2 separate regions of the Homo sapiens genome follow, and region 2 is linked to region 1. Evidence: chromatin contacts called from ENCODE Hi-C data. All regions are on one chromosome and are shown on one strand. Each heading gives the region's core, a stretch centred on a gene start or an enhancer-like site at or near the end of the contact. The rest is flanking DNA. Distances are from core to core; before and after follow the strand shown. Region 1 holds the start of TRIM23 (tripartite motif containing 23). Region 2 has its middle 6.3 kb from the start of CD180.

Region 1 (6,081 bases), core at 2,612-5,111:
AGTGAGAAAGATGAAGTTTTTCATATATACACAGAATGATTTCATATGATTAAAACAAAAAGAAAAATAATAGAATATATTCATTTTTGCATAAAGGTGGGGAAAGAGCAAATTTTTTTTGTATTGTTGTATAAGCGTATTGTCTTCCTGGAAGGATACATAGGACACCAGTAACATTGGAACACTGGTTCCCCATGAAAAAGGCAAACAACTGGGGAACAGCTATCCACGTATAATTCTGTCTATTATTCATATATACACATACTTCAATTTATCCTACATTTTTTAAAAAGGGGAAAGTTTCACGTTATCAAATTCTTTAGGCCAGGCACTGTGGCTCACACCTGTAATCACAGCACTTTGGGACACCAAGGCAAGAGGACTGCTTGAGGCCAGGAGTTCAAGACCAGCCTGGGCAACACAGCGAGACCCTGTCTCTACAAAAAAAAATCAAAAACTGAGGTGGGAGGATCATTTGAGCCCAGGAGGTCGAGGTTGCTATGAGCCATGATCGTGCCATTGCACTCCCACCTGGGTGACAGAGTGAGAACCTGCCTCAAAAAAAAAAAATTCAATTAAATATAGAAAAAATATTCATAGGCTGGGTGCGGTGGCTCACGCCTGTAATCTCAGCACTTTGGGAGGCCAAGGCGGGCAGATCACGAGGTCAGGAGATTGAGACCATCCTGGCTAACGTGGTGAAATCCCATCTCTACCAAAAATACAAAAAATTAGCCAGGCGCGGTGGCGGGCACCTGTAGTCCCAGCTACTCGGGAGGCTGAGGCAGGAGAATGGTATGAACCTAAGAGGCGGAGCTTGCAGTGAGCCAAGATTGTGCCACTGCCCTCCAGCCTGGGCGACAGAGTGAGGCTCTGTCTCAAAAATTCACAATAGAATTTGATATAAAATAAATGCAACATTTTATAAATGCTGTATTATGATACTCTAATAAAGTAAATTTATGACAATAAACTCCAAAGAACCATATTAAAATTGTTTAGTTCATTTCAATCCTGTATCTCTGATCCCATCACTATACAAAGATTTAAAAGAACTTCCTTATGCTGTTAATGTATTTTTCAAAAAGCACTAATAAAATTCCATTGATTAGCAAACCAAACACAGGTCCAAAAATAAAGTTACTAGACTATTTTGCATCAACTCGGTAAATAATACAGCAAGAAAATATTTCCTCAGTATCTATAAATAGGAATTGTGGTTAACAGCAAAAAACCCTAGATAGGAAAAAGCTCTTAATTTTACACTTCAAAAAATGCCAAAAAAGCTTCAAACTTATTACTTGTAAATCAAACTGTAATCAATCAGATATTTTATTTTATGTTGTTATTTATTATTATTATTATTTTTTTTTTGAGAAAGGGTCTCACTCTGTCAGCCAGGCTGGAGAGTAGTGGCCTGAGCATGGTTCACTGCAGCCTTGACCTCCCAAGCTCAGACAATCCTCCTGCCTCAGACTCCCAAGTAGCTGGTACCACAGGCATGTGCCACTACGCCTGGCTAATTTTTTTTTATTATTATTTGTAGAGATAGGATCTCACCATGTTGCCCAGGCTGGTCTCAAACTCTGGGGCTCAAGCAATCCTCCCACCTCAGCCTCCCAAAGTGCTGAGATTAAAGGTGTGAAACTTTCTGTGATACATTTTTAAATGTCAGTTATTTCACAATATCAGATTTTTTATCTTTTATTTTTCAGATGGAGTCTCACTCTGTCACCCAGGCTGGAATGCAGTGGCACAAACTCAGCTCACTGCAACCTCCGCCTCCTGGGTTCAAGTGATTCTCCTACCTCAGCCTCCTGAGTAACTGGGATTAACAGGCCCACACCACAATGCCTGGCTACGTTTTGTATTATTAGTAGAGACGGGGTTTCGCCATGTTGGCCAGGCTAGTCTCAAACTCCTGACCTCAAGTGATCCGCCCACTTTGGCCTCCCAAAGTGCTTCCCAGGCACTTTGTGCTTTACAGGCGTGTGCCACCGCGCCTAGCCACAATATCAGATTTTTATGTTACTGTTTTCTCTAATGATAAAAGCCATGTCATTATCAACTTGTTCACAAGCAAAAGGCCATTTTACACAGTATTAGCATTATATACTTCAACTTTTACCTTCCAATAAATACTTCTTGCTTTCATCTATAGAAATGACAGTGAGATTTTTTTAGTTTATGCTACTATACCTACTACAAATTATGGCATGAAGATTTTGTCAGAAAGGACTATTTCATTGCACAGTTCAGGAATATTTTACATGTTAAGATGAAAATGAACAAGGTGAGCCTCCAATGTATCAAATTCTGTGCTGTAAGAAACTGGAGTTACATCAGGCTTTGGTACACTTTTGAGACTGTAAGGCAAACAGGGTAACAAAAAAATAGATACTGCAATGATACCCATTCCAATTATGAAATAAAACTTAAACTTCAAGTTAATTCACAAACTGCTCTTCAAGTATTCTCTACTTAGCAAAAGCACAATTCAATAAATAAAATCTCAGTCACACAACATGCCTAATAATGAGGGCTCCTTTGCATATCAGATATGCCGTGTACCTGTAGAATAACTTCATTAGTACCTAAAGGTCATCTGAATCAACAACCACCAATATTCACTGATACTAAATTGTGGGAAGAAATGTCTCATTTGCTGTCATATAAAACCAACATTACCTGAATAATCATAGGTGTCTACTTTTCAAGATGTGAAAAAAACTTCATATATTACCTTGATCAGTAATTCATAACCCTGGTTGCACATTAAAATAACTTCTGGTAATTCCTAAAATATACTGATGTCAACCTCATCAGAACTGGAGGAGGAGTGCATCAGTAGTGTACTAAAACTCCTCAGTGATCCTAATATGTAGCCAGGAATGAGAATTATCAATCTCTTAGATTAGAGATGCTCCTGAAGGTTACTCTATAAACCAATGGGATCAGTTCTCCCCTCCATATCTTTCCGTGCACAACAGTGGAAGGGAAAAATGAGTGCCACATATTTCAAATGATTTTTTAGCAAATTGATTCTGGAGCATGTATACATGGTAGAATCTCAAACTTCAAGCATAAGAAAATTCATAAACTCTATCGTTAATGCCCAGCTATGACGATGCTGCAGACTTGTGCAAAGAGTTAATAGACTGTACTACTAACAGGGGAGGGGGCAGCTCACCCAATAACAGATGTCTGATTACAGACGCAGTACAAGAGCGAAAAGTACAGACTTTAAAGCCGGTCAACCCGGGGCTCTGCCACACACTGTTTACCTAAACCTGGGTTTCCTCCCTGTAAAATGGGAATTCACATCTACTTCATAAGTAGATATTAACGAGCTAAAACACCTAACTTAGTACGTAGTTACGATGATGATGACTCAATTTATAATACTAAGCTAATTAATGTCTGTTGAGTTTAACTAAAAGCAGAGGACCTGGAGAAAAGACCGGTCTAGGTCACTGCCACTGGCCCGCAAGCTCCTTTTCACAAATGTCCCGATGATGACATGTCATGAGCAGAAGACCAGGCAATTTCAGGCCATAGGAGAGAAAGGATGCAGAGGACAGGACGAGACTTGTAATGCCAAAAGGGGCCCAGAGGCCGCGCATCCCACCTATCGAAGCCTGGGCCGCGGCGATGCCGCCAGGTCTCCAGGATGAACCGAAGGGAGGCCGATGGTGGAGAATAGAGCACGCAAGGTCCCTCACCTTCACTACAGCTGTCCCCCGGCTGCCCTGCCGGCCACTGTCTACTCCCGCTCCGAGCTTGTTTACAACCAGGGTAGCCATCCTCGCAGGGGAAGCGCCACAGAAACAGCCTTCAGAGTCCTCAACTGAGAGGCGGGGTTGAGCCACCTACCCAGAGGCCTCTGCGCACGCCACCGGCGCACAGGCGCAGTAGGACACTGGGCGCCGCTTAGCCGACTCTTACTCCTCCTCCCCGCAATCGTCGGGTGGTTAGTTGCACAGCCTCGCGCATGGGCACTTTTGTTATTTTTCATTATGTAGTCTGCAGCTGCTGGAGGAAAGACAAGAAAAAAAAAGAAGGGACAAAACGATTAAAGTTTTGGGGTGAAAACTCCAGATCCTTTAATGATTTTTCCTCTCGAATCCAAACCAGCCAGGGCGTGAACTGAGGGCGGTGAGGGGGTACGGGCATCTCCCTGCATGCAACGCGGTTTTTGTATAAACTACAAATCCCAGCATGCCACTCTCTCTCTCTCTCTTTTTTTTTTTTTTTTTTTTTTTTAAAAAAAAAACTCCGGCAACGTTGGCCTTTGGGAGGCCGCGTATTGTTACCTAGGGGTGGTTTCTTTTCCTGCAGTCGCGATGTGTGATTGCAGATGGAAAACAAAGTATTTTATGCCTACGTTTCTAAGATAGAAGAAATGGACTTGTTGAAAAGAAGCCAGTTTGTAAAGGACACAGTAGGAGAATTTAAGGTACCACCACCAGAGAGAGGTTGAGAGTGCGTTTGACTTTTGGTTTTGCCAAACGCGAGGTTTTCCGTTTCCTTCCGGGGCAAGTTGAACCTGTCCAGCCCCCGTAGGCTGTGGGTCAAAAGTGCCGGTCAAAATGGAAGTGAATCCCCCTAAACAGGAGCACCTGCTGGCGCTAAAAGGTAAACTTTTGCGAACCTGATTCCCCCTTTTCTGTTTCCTTGCATTCCCTACTTATCGAAGCCTTTGCCATGTAGGCCTCATCCTTCTTAAACACTCAGTGCTCGCCCTCCTGCTCTGTCCTTTGCCGCCAAGCGGGAGGAAGCGATTTCTCCTGGATGCTTTTTAGGTTTATGGGCCCCTTTCTAGAACGAAATAGATACCTGGTAAATCGTTCTTTCTGATCTGTGCTGCTTCAGTCACGAGATTTTAGCCGCAGAAGCTGACGTCCCGCTCCTACCGTGGAGATCTCTGTGAATTACAGCGGGCATCCAAAGTGCTTTTTCCTTCTGTCTCTTGTTTCTTCCTGTGGCACTGACGAAGTTAATCAGGCTTCAGCTTCCCCTGTAAAATTAGTATTGCATGACAGTAGTGCAGAGAATTTAGCAATACATAGTAATACAACATATAACTTAGATTTATTCAAAACAAACTGCAGTTTACTTCAAATCACTGTGTATGTGGGAAATATGTCCGAGATCTAATGTCAACTCTCATTTTTTGTACACAGCCATTTTGAGTAAGTTTGGTGATTTAATTAGATCATTATTTAGGAAAAAACAGCAGCACTTTTTTTTTTAGGACAATTTTTTTAATGCCTATTTTCTGGAAACCTTTTATTTGAAATCTTTTCAGCTTTATTTTATTTGTTTTTTACTACAACAAATGCGCTTTTTGTTTCTTGGATGCCTTAATATATGGTTAACAATGACTTCTTGAATGAGCTGAGGAAATGCTCAATAAACATTCGGGTTCAATTGAATTGCGCTTACTTTACTTATGGCATCCATTTTGAGGAACGCCTTATCCTTCCCATTATGATGTAGTCATCAGACTTTCTAGAAGCTCATCAGTCTCATATAATGATGCCTGTGTTAGCGAGATTGTCTCTTACTGTGGAACTTTGTAATGTTTAGTGATACAGTGATGGGACCTGTAAGCTTAACCTGAGCAAATGATCTAGACTAAAATGGAGATTAAAATGGATTGTTACTCGTGGAGAAGAGGGAAAAGAAGAAAAGCAACTAATTGTCGTGTTCTTTATCTCACAATCTCACTTCAAGTATGTGGAGTAAATATTAATTCTCAGAGTTTAAGTAACTTTTCCAAGATCACATAGCTAGTGATTGAGGCAGTGTTTCAACGCAAGGCCTGCCTCTCTTTCCAAGAGTCCGTGTTGCCTCCTAAAGAATGAAGCAGCATTCTCAGAGATAATTCCTCTACCAGCTACTCCGATGGGAATTTGGAACAGTTCTATTAACTGCTACGTGTGATTTATACAAATTAGAAGCTATTAAAAACAGTTAAATTGCAGCCGCGCGTGGTGGCTCACCCCTGTAATCCCAGCAGTTTGGGAGGCCAAGGCGGGTGATCACAAGGTCAAGAGATCAAGACCATCCTGGCTAACA
Region 2 (6,003 bases), core at 1,691-4,190, 1.6 Mb after region 1:
TGTCTGGTGAGGCCCATACATTCACTTCCTTGTTGCCATGTATTTATAATCTGGGAGTGATTTGGGGTCCTATAACTCTTTATTTGGCTCTTCAGGCTCTTTCCTGGTGATAACTCAAAGGCTAATGTACTTTCTTTCAAGGATGTGCAAACCAAAATATGCTTTTGTGATCTAAGTTTAGCAAAAAGCTAGATATTTTTAAAATAATTTCATTAGGGGATTAAAACAATAATTTATATTATATCTTATGGGCACCAGTTGGTATTAAACTGACCTATATTTTTCCCCTCTCTACATTTAGTTGTAGTTCTGCTTTTTGTTCAAGCCTGCTTTCCTGCCTCCAGATGGTTATGTTTATTTGCATCTAAAATTTTACGTGAATATTTTAAATATTGTATGGTCAGTTTTACTCTTTATCATTATATTTCCCAATATATGTTTGTTTATCTTATTTTATTATTATTTTTTTCAGACGAAGTCTTGCTCTGTCACCCAGGCTGGAGTGCATTGGTGCGATCTCAGCTCACTGCAACCTTGCCTCCCAGGTTCAAGAGATTCTACTTCCTCAGCCTTCTGAATAGCTGGGATTACAGGTGTGTGCCACCATGCCCGGCTAATTTTTGTATTTTTAGTACAGATGGGGTTTCTCTATGTTGGCCAGGCTGGTCTTGAACTCCTGACCTCAGGTGATCCGCCTGCCTCAGTCTCCCAAAATTATGGGATTACAGGTGTGAGCCACCATGCCCAGCCTGTTTATTTTTTAAATCAAATTATTATAACCCAAGGTTCAGAGCAATAAGGGCCCAAAGTCAAGCCCACCTCTCTCTGAGGGTTATTGTTGTGCTGCTTCATGAGTGCACCAGAACAAAGCTATCTGTTCCTCTACTCCTGCCTTCTTGTCATGCTGCTTTTGCTTCTGTCTTTGTGGTTGATGCTGCTTGTGAGGCTACCAGGCTAGACAGAGCAAGTGATGGTGATGCTCCTTTCACACCTTGAGAGGAGACAGGGCTTTCCTCATGTCTGGCTTGATTTTATAGGGGAAGAAAGACTTTTCCTCTACCCTCTTTGGTTCTCAGACTGGAGCCTGTGAATTGAACTGACAAAAGACAGATTAACAGGAGAAAAAGCACAATAATTTTATTTGATGTTAATATTTTTGTGTGGCACAAGGGCTTCCTAGAAAGACAGGAAGATCCCAAAGCGGCGGTTAGACCCAGAGGATTACATACCATTTTAACAAAGAGCAATCAACTGTGGAGATGTTACAAGACAAAGGAAAAAGGGATTTGAGCTAGGAGCAGTAAATTGTGGGAAAGTGACTGGGATATATATGGGGAAAATTAATGAAAGGTAAAGGTTAAGTAAGGTCTGTTTTGACTCCTTGTCTCCAGTGATAAGAATATTCTCTTATTCCAGGTACAGGAATGGCACCTTTCTCATGGGAAATTTATGTCCTGTTTTTAGGTAAAAATGGGGAGGGCAGGAAGCCTCTCCTACATCTGCAATTTCTCAGTTACTTTCAGGTCAGAATAATCAACACATCAAAGTGGTGAATTTTGGGGTGTTATGTTCTGGTCCCCTTCAATTTCAAGCTCAGCTGTGTACTTTTGAAGTTGGACAGGCTTGTGATGCTGACCCTCATCCAGAACTTGACTATTTCTCTGCACTGTTTTTTGTTGTTGTTGTTGTTGTTTTTTTTTTTTTTTTTGGAGACGGAATTTCGCTTTTGTTGCCAAGGCTGGAGTACAATGGCACAGTCTTCGCTCACTGCAACCTCTGCCGCCTGGGTTCAAGCAATTCTCATGCCTCAGCCTCCCAAGTAGCTGGGATTACAGGTGCCTGCCATCATACCCAACTAATTTTTTGTATTTTTAGTAGATACGGGGTTTCACCATGTTGGCCAGGCTGGTCTTGAACTCCTGACCTCAGGTGATCTGCCTGCCTCGCGCTCCCAAAGTGCTGGGTTTACAAGCGTGAGCCACCAGGCCTGGCCCTCTCTGCACTATTATTGGCACTGCTGCCAATGCCACCACCAACAGTGCAAGCACAGTACCTTCACATGACATAGAGAATTTTTTTGTGACAGAGGTGAGCTGTCTAAGTCCTTTCATGTGCCTCTGAGCCCAAATCTTCTGTGTTTCCATACTCAGGGGAAGGGGAGGTCTTTACCTGTCTTATCCAAGGACGTTTGCACTCCCTGTCCCAGGATTTACCTCTTCCCAAGATGAGTGATTTTGGAAATATCCATTCTCTGGGCCTTCATTATAGCAATTTGAAAACTATCTGGTGTTGGAACATTTCCCCAAATCTGGGTTTCACTATTTTTTGTGGTCATCTAGTTACATATATATAGTTCTGAAAATATGTGTAGCATGTTAGAATATTTGTCAAGCTTTAACTTTCAATTAACCATAACATCAGTGCCGTTCACTAACTTCTCTTTCATCTGATGCATTTTTTGAAGGCAGAAATGTTAAAGGCATCCTTAGGGTTTTTCTCTCAAACTGTAAATGAATGTAATATTAACAGGAACTGAGATACAGGGACTAGAATGAGTACAGGGCTGGGAATTGGGATTCTGAGATAAACTCTCAACTCTGAAATAAAATAGTTTCAATAGTGGTGCATTGAAATCAGAAATTTTAAGCTAAAAATAAGTTTTAAAATAATCTAATCCAGCCCTGTCATTTTTTCATTAAGAATGTAAGTGAACAACCTATGAGTTTAACAGTCCCAAAAGTGGAGATTACTTATATTATTATTCAATTTACTTATATTATTATTTACTTTTAGCCCTTCAGGAACATTTTGCACACCCTGTCTTATGTCAGGCTTTTTACTGTGAGCATTGTATTAGATTAAATTTCCGCAGCCCTTTATAGTGAGCGTGGGAGGAAAGGATTGCCCAAGCTAGCTAAGAGGTAGGCAACAACTTCCGTAAATGGCAATGTGGCATCCTTCCTTCATTCTAGTGAACCTCAGAAATGTCCCATCAGTATGACTGGGAGCATTTGTTACAGGCAGGATGGGGTAAGGGAACCTTTTGTTTGTTCCTCTGCTCGATGTGCAGCCCTGTCTTCCTCTTGTGAGCAGGATTAGCAGCAGACAAGAGTTCAACAGCCTTCATGGGTTTCCATCTTCAGACACAGATACCTATTTGATCTTGGACATATCATTAGACTCTAAGTGTTTCAACTTCTTCTACAAAAGAGAAATACTGTCTCCCCTGCTTACCTCTGAAGGGTGCTTGTGAAAGAAAGGACTATAGAGAATAACCCATAAAGGACTATAAAGAATTATTTTTATTTTATGTATTAAAAAAATTTTTTTTCTGGCTGGGCATAGTAGCTCACGCCTGTAATCTCAGCACTTTGGGAGGCTGAAACAGGCAGATTGCCTGAGTTCAGGAGTCCCAGACCAGCCTGGGCACCATGGCAAAACCCTGTCTCTACAAAAAATACAAAAATCAGCCAGGTGTGGAGGCACATGCCTGTGGTCCCAGCTAGTTGAGGGGCTGAAGCAAGAGGATTGCCTGAGCCCAGGAGGTCGAGGCTGCAGTGAGCTGAGATCGCACCATGGTACTACAGCCTGAGTGACAGAGTGAGCCCGTGTCTCTAAAAAAAAATAAATTACAAAAATAGTAATTAAAAAAATATTTTTATAGGCAGAGTTCTCACTGTGTTCCAGACTGGTCTTGAACTCCTGGCCTCAAGTGATCCTCCTGCCTCAGCCTCTTGAGTAGCTGGCATTACAGGCATAAGCCACCATGCTTGGCAAGAATTACGTGTTATTTCTAGCATAAAGCATGCGTGAATGACCAGGCTGATTTATTGTCCATATTCAGTTTGTGGTTTTAAGGAGCAGCTCCTCAGGAGGCAAAGTAAAAGGAAGAGCAAAAATAAAATATATGTAGGTAATACAGACTATATGCCAGGTACTCTTGTAAACACTTGATGTGCATTATTTATCACATATAATTTCAGAACTACTTGTTGATGTAGGTCCTTTTTTTTTTTTTTTTTTTTTTTTTTTTTGAGACGGAGTCTTGCTCTGTCGCCCAGGCTGGAGTGCAGTGACACGATCTTGGCTCACTGCTAGCTCCACCTCCCGGGTTCACATGAGGTAGGTGCTATTTTTATCCCAAATCTATAGATGAGTGCACAAAGGTTAGAGTGGTTCAGAAATACATGCAAGTTCACAGGTCAGAAAGTGGAAGTTCCAGGGCTCCTAACTCTCTCTGTCTGATCCCAGACTCACTCTTGCTTCTCAAGAAATCCCCTGGCTTGTAGTGGAAAGAATCCCAGAACCCCAGCCATATGGCAGGAAATGTGTTCAGCGCGGACTTCTCAGGCGCTCAGGTTTGCCTTCAGGCCCTCCCAGTTTGCAGTCCTCTCTGGGGATTCTTTCTGGCACTTATCTGACAACCACATTTCATAGGATGGAGAGGGTATTTGGAAGAGATGTCAGCCTTAGAAATTTAATCAGCTGGGCCAAAAGCAATCAAGATGCCATCTGGACAGGCTCTGACTTCCTGCCCAGAAGATAAAGACATCTGGACTTAGTAAATGCCAAGGACATGCTGACTTGGTCCCCAGGCCCATGGGCCACTCCTCACTTCATGCAGCTGTATTTTCTTAATTGCACAGAATCTATGGGCTCTGAGCTACTGCCGGGACCACTGAGTGCCTATTGCTGTTGACCACCAAAGTAAACACTGCAAGCTGTAGTGACTTTCCAGTGCTAAGGAGATGGAGTGACTGCAAAGGCCACAGTAAATAGGACTCTTTAATGACAGGGCAGGAGGAGGCTGCCCCAGGCCCAATTTATTGCTGATACAGAGTCTCTGAATTAGGGCACATGATGACCGCTGATCGTTAAGTAGGGCTGTGAGGAAATGTTTGTACATATGAAGAAGCTAATTAAGGTGGCTTGCCAGATATGCATACTCAATCTCTGCTTATTGAGGCTTCTTCCTCCTGTGAGGGAGGCTCTCCCCAATCACATAAGATCTCCAGCAGTCATCCTGCATGTGAGTGCCCTGGGTAGAATATGAAGGGGCTCGGGGACGAGCTTGGGAACTAGAAGTAAATGGTTAAGATTCGGCAGAGGGTTTTTATTGTGGCAATATCTGAACATTTGCACATATTTTCTAAACATCTTTCTAGAGATGACTTGAGTCTCACATACGTGTTTCTATTTTAAAGCAGAGTTTGGATCCTTCCAATAAGTGCCCAAAGCCACCAAATTTGGTATAGCTGGGACTAAAATGCTTTGCTTTTCCCCAATAACTTCCCCAGAGAAAAGTGCTACTTGCTCTAAGTAGACTCGTGAGATTTCCATTTTATAAATAACACTGATCAAAACTATTGTAAATAGTTCTCTTTCAGCTCCTGCATGGCTGGAACATATGTAAGATTTTTAGGTTTTTGAGATTTGCTAGTTTGGGGCAATTTACATTTGGGAGTTTTAATTTCAAAATAATAAAAAATACCGAGTGTTTCCCAAGTTTTCGATTCTAGCCTAAGATCTGGAAACAACTATAATTTCTGACTTAAGAACAAAACCAAACCAGCCCCAGTCGCAGAAATCTATCACTTTATTATGTGGAGATTGATGGGGAGTTGGTCAAAACCTTGCTCAATCCCTGTGACCTCCGTGCTCAGGAAAACACATCTTCATTATTTTTCTTTGATTTTTATAGGTTGCATTTGTTTCTTTGCCTGTCGTTCATTTCACTTCGATTGCATTTTCTTTCTGAAAGTCTTTTTCCTGTAAGGCCAGTTTGGTCAGCATTCAGTTCTTGCTTTAATTGGGCCTCTTTAAGCTTTCATCCCCTCAGATTTTTATATTCGTTTTTATTGTTGAACCTCACTTTAAGCTGTGGCTTTTCATTGTCATACCTTCCCATTTGTTCCTCATTCACCAGAACTTTGTTTCTGTGGGATCATCATCTTTCTTGGTCTGTGGAAGGCCCAGGTAGCACCCATTTGTTTTCTTCCCTCA

The links. Hi-C counts contacts between places; a loop is a spot of excess contacts on that map. Pooled maps may share reads with other maps.
Region 2: a loop to region 1 is called in a map of naive thymus-derived CD4-positive, alpha-beta T cell, with 5 times the contacts of the local background. The contact joins the enhancer-like site here to the promoter of TRIM23 in region 1. A Hi-C loop is called at or near these places in 1 of 168 maps with a recorded cell type or tissue (naive thymus-derived CD4-positive, alpha-beta T cell), 1 of 37 single-sample maps with no recorded cell type and 7 of 50 pooled maps.

What each region holds. Positions count from the first base shown.
Region 1 is chr5:65,620,472-65,626,552 of GRCh38, forward strand. TRIM23 (tripartite motif containing 23) reads right to left here and starts at 3,862. Exons shown (of 11, transcript NM_001656.4): 1 at 3,723-3,862. The coding sequence starts at 3,803. It overlaps TRAPPC13 (trafficking protein particle complex subunit 13), which reads left to right and starts at 4,556. Exons shown (of 13, transcript NM_024941.4): 1 at 4,556-4,635. The coding sequence starts at 4,590. It overlaps SHLD3 (shieldin complex subunit 3), which reads left to right and starts at 4,556. Exons shown (of 2, transcript NM_001365341.2): 1 at 4,556-4,635. RefSeq lists enhancers at 3,532-3,861, 3,992-4,071.
Region 2 is chr5:67,200,076-67,206,078 of GRCh38, forward strand. No RefSeq gene overlaps it. Among named protein-coding and RNA genes, the nearest start is that of CD180, 6.3 kb to the left of the region's middle. Within about 2 kb of position 2,941, at least 5 of the 41 ENCODE cell types and tissues checked have a DNase peak (open chromatin) inside an H3K27ac peak, as active enhancers do.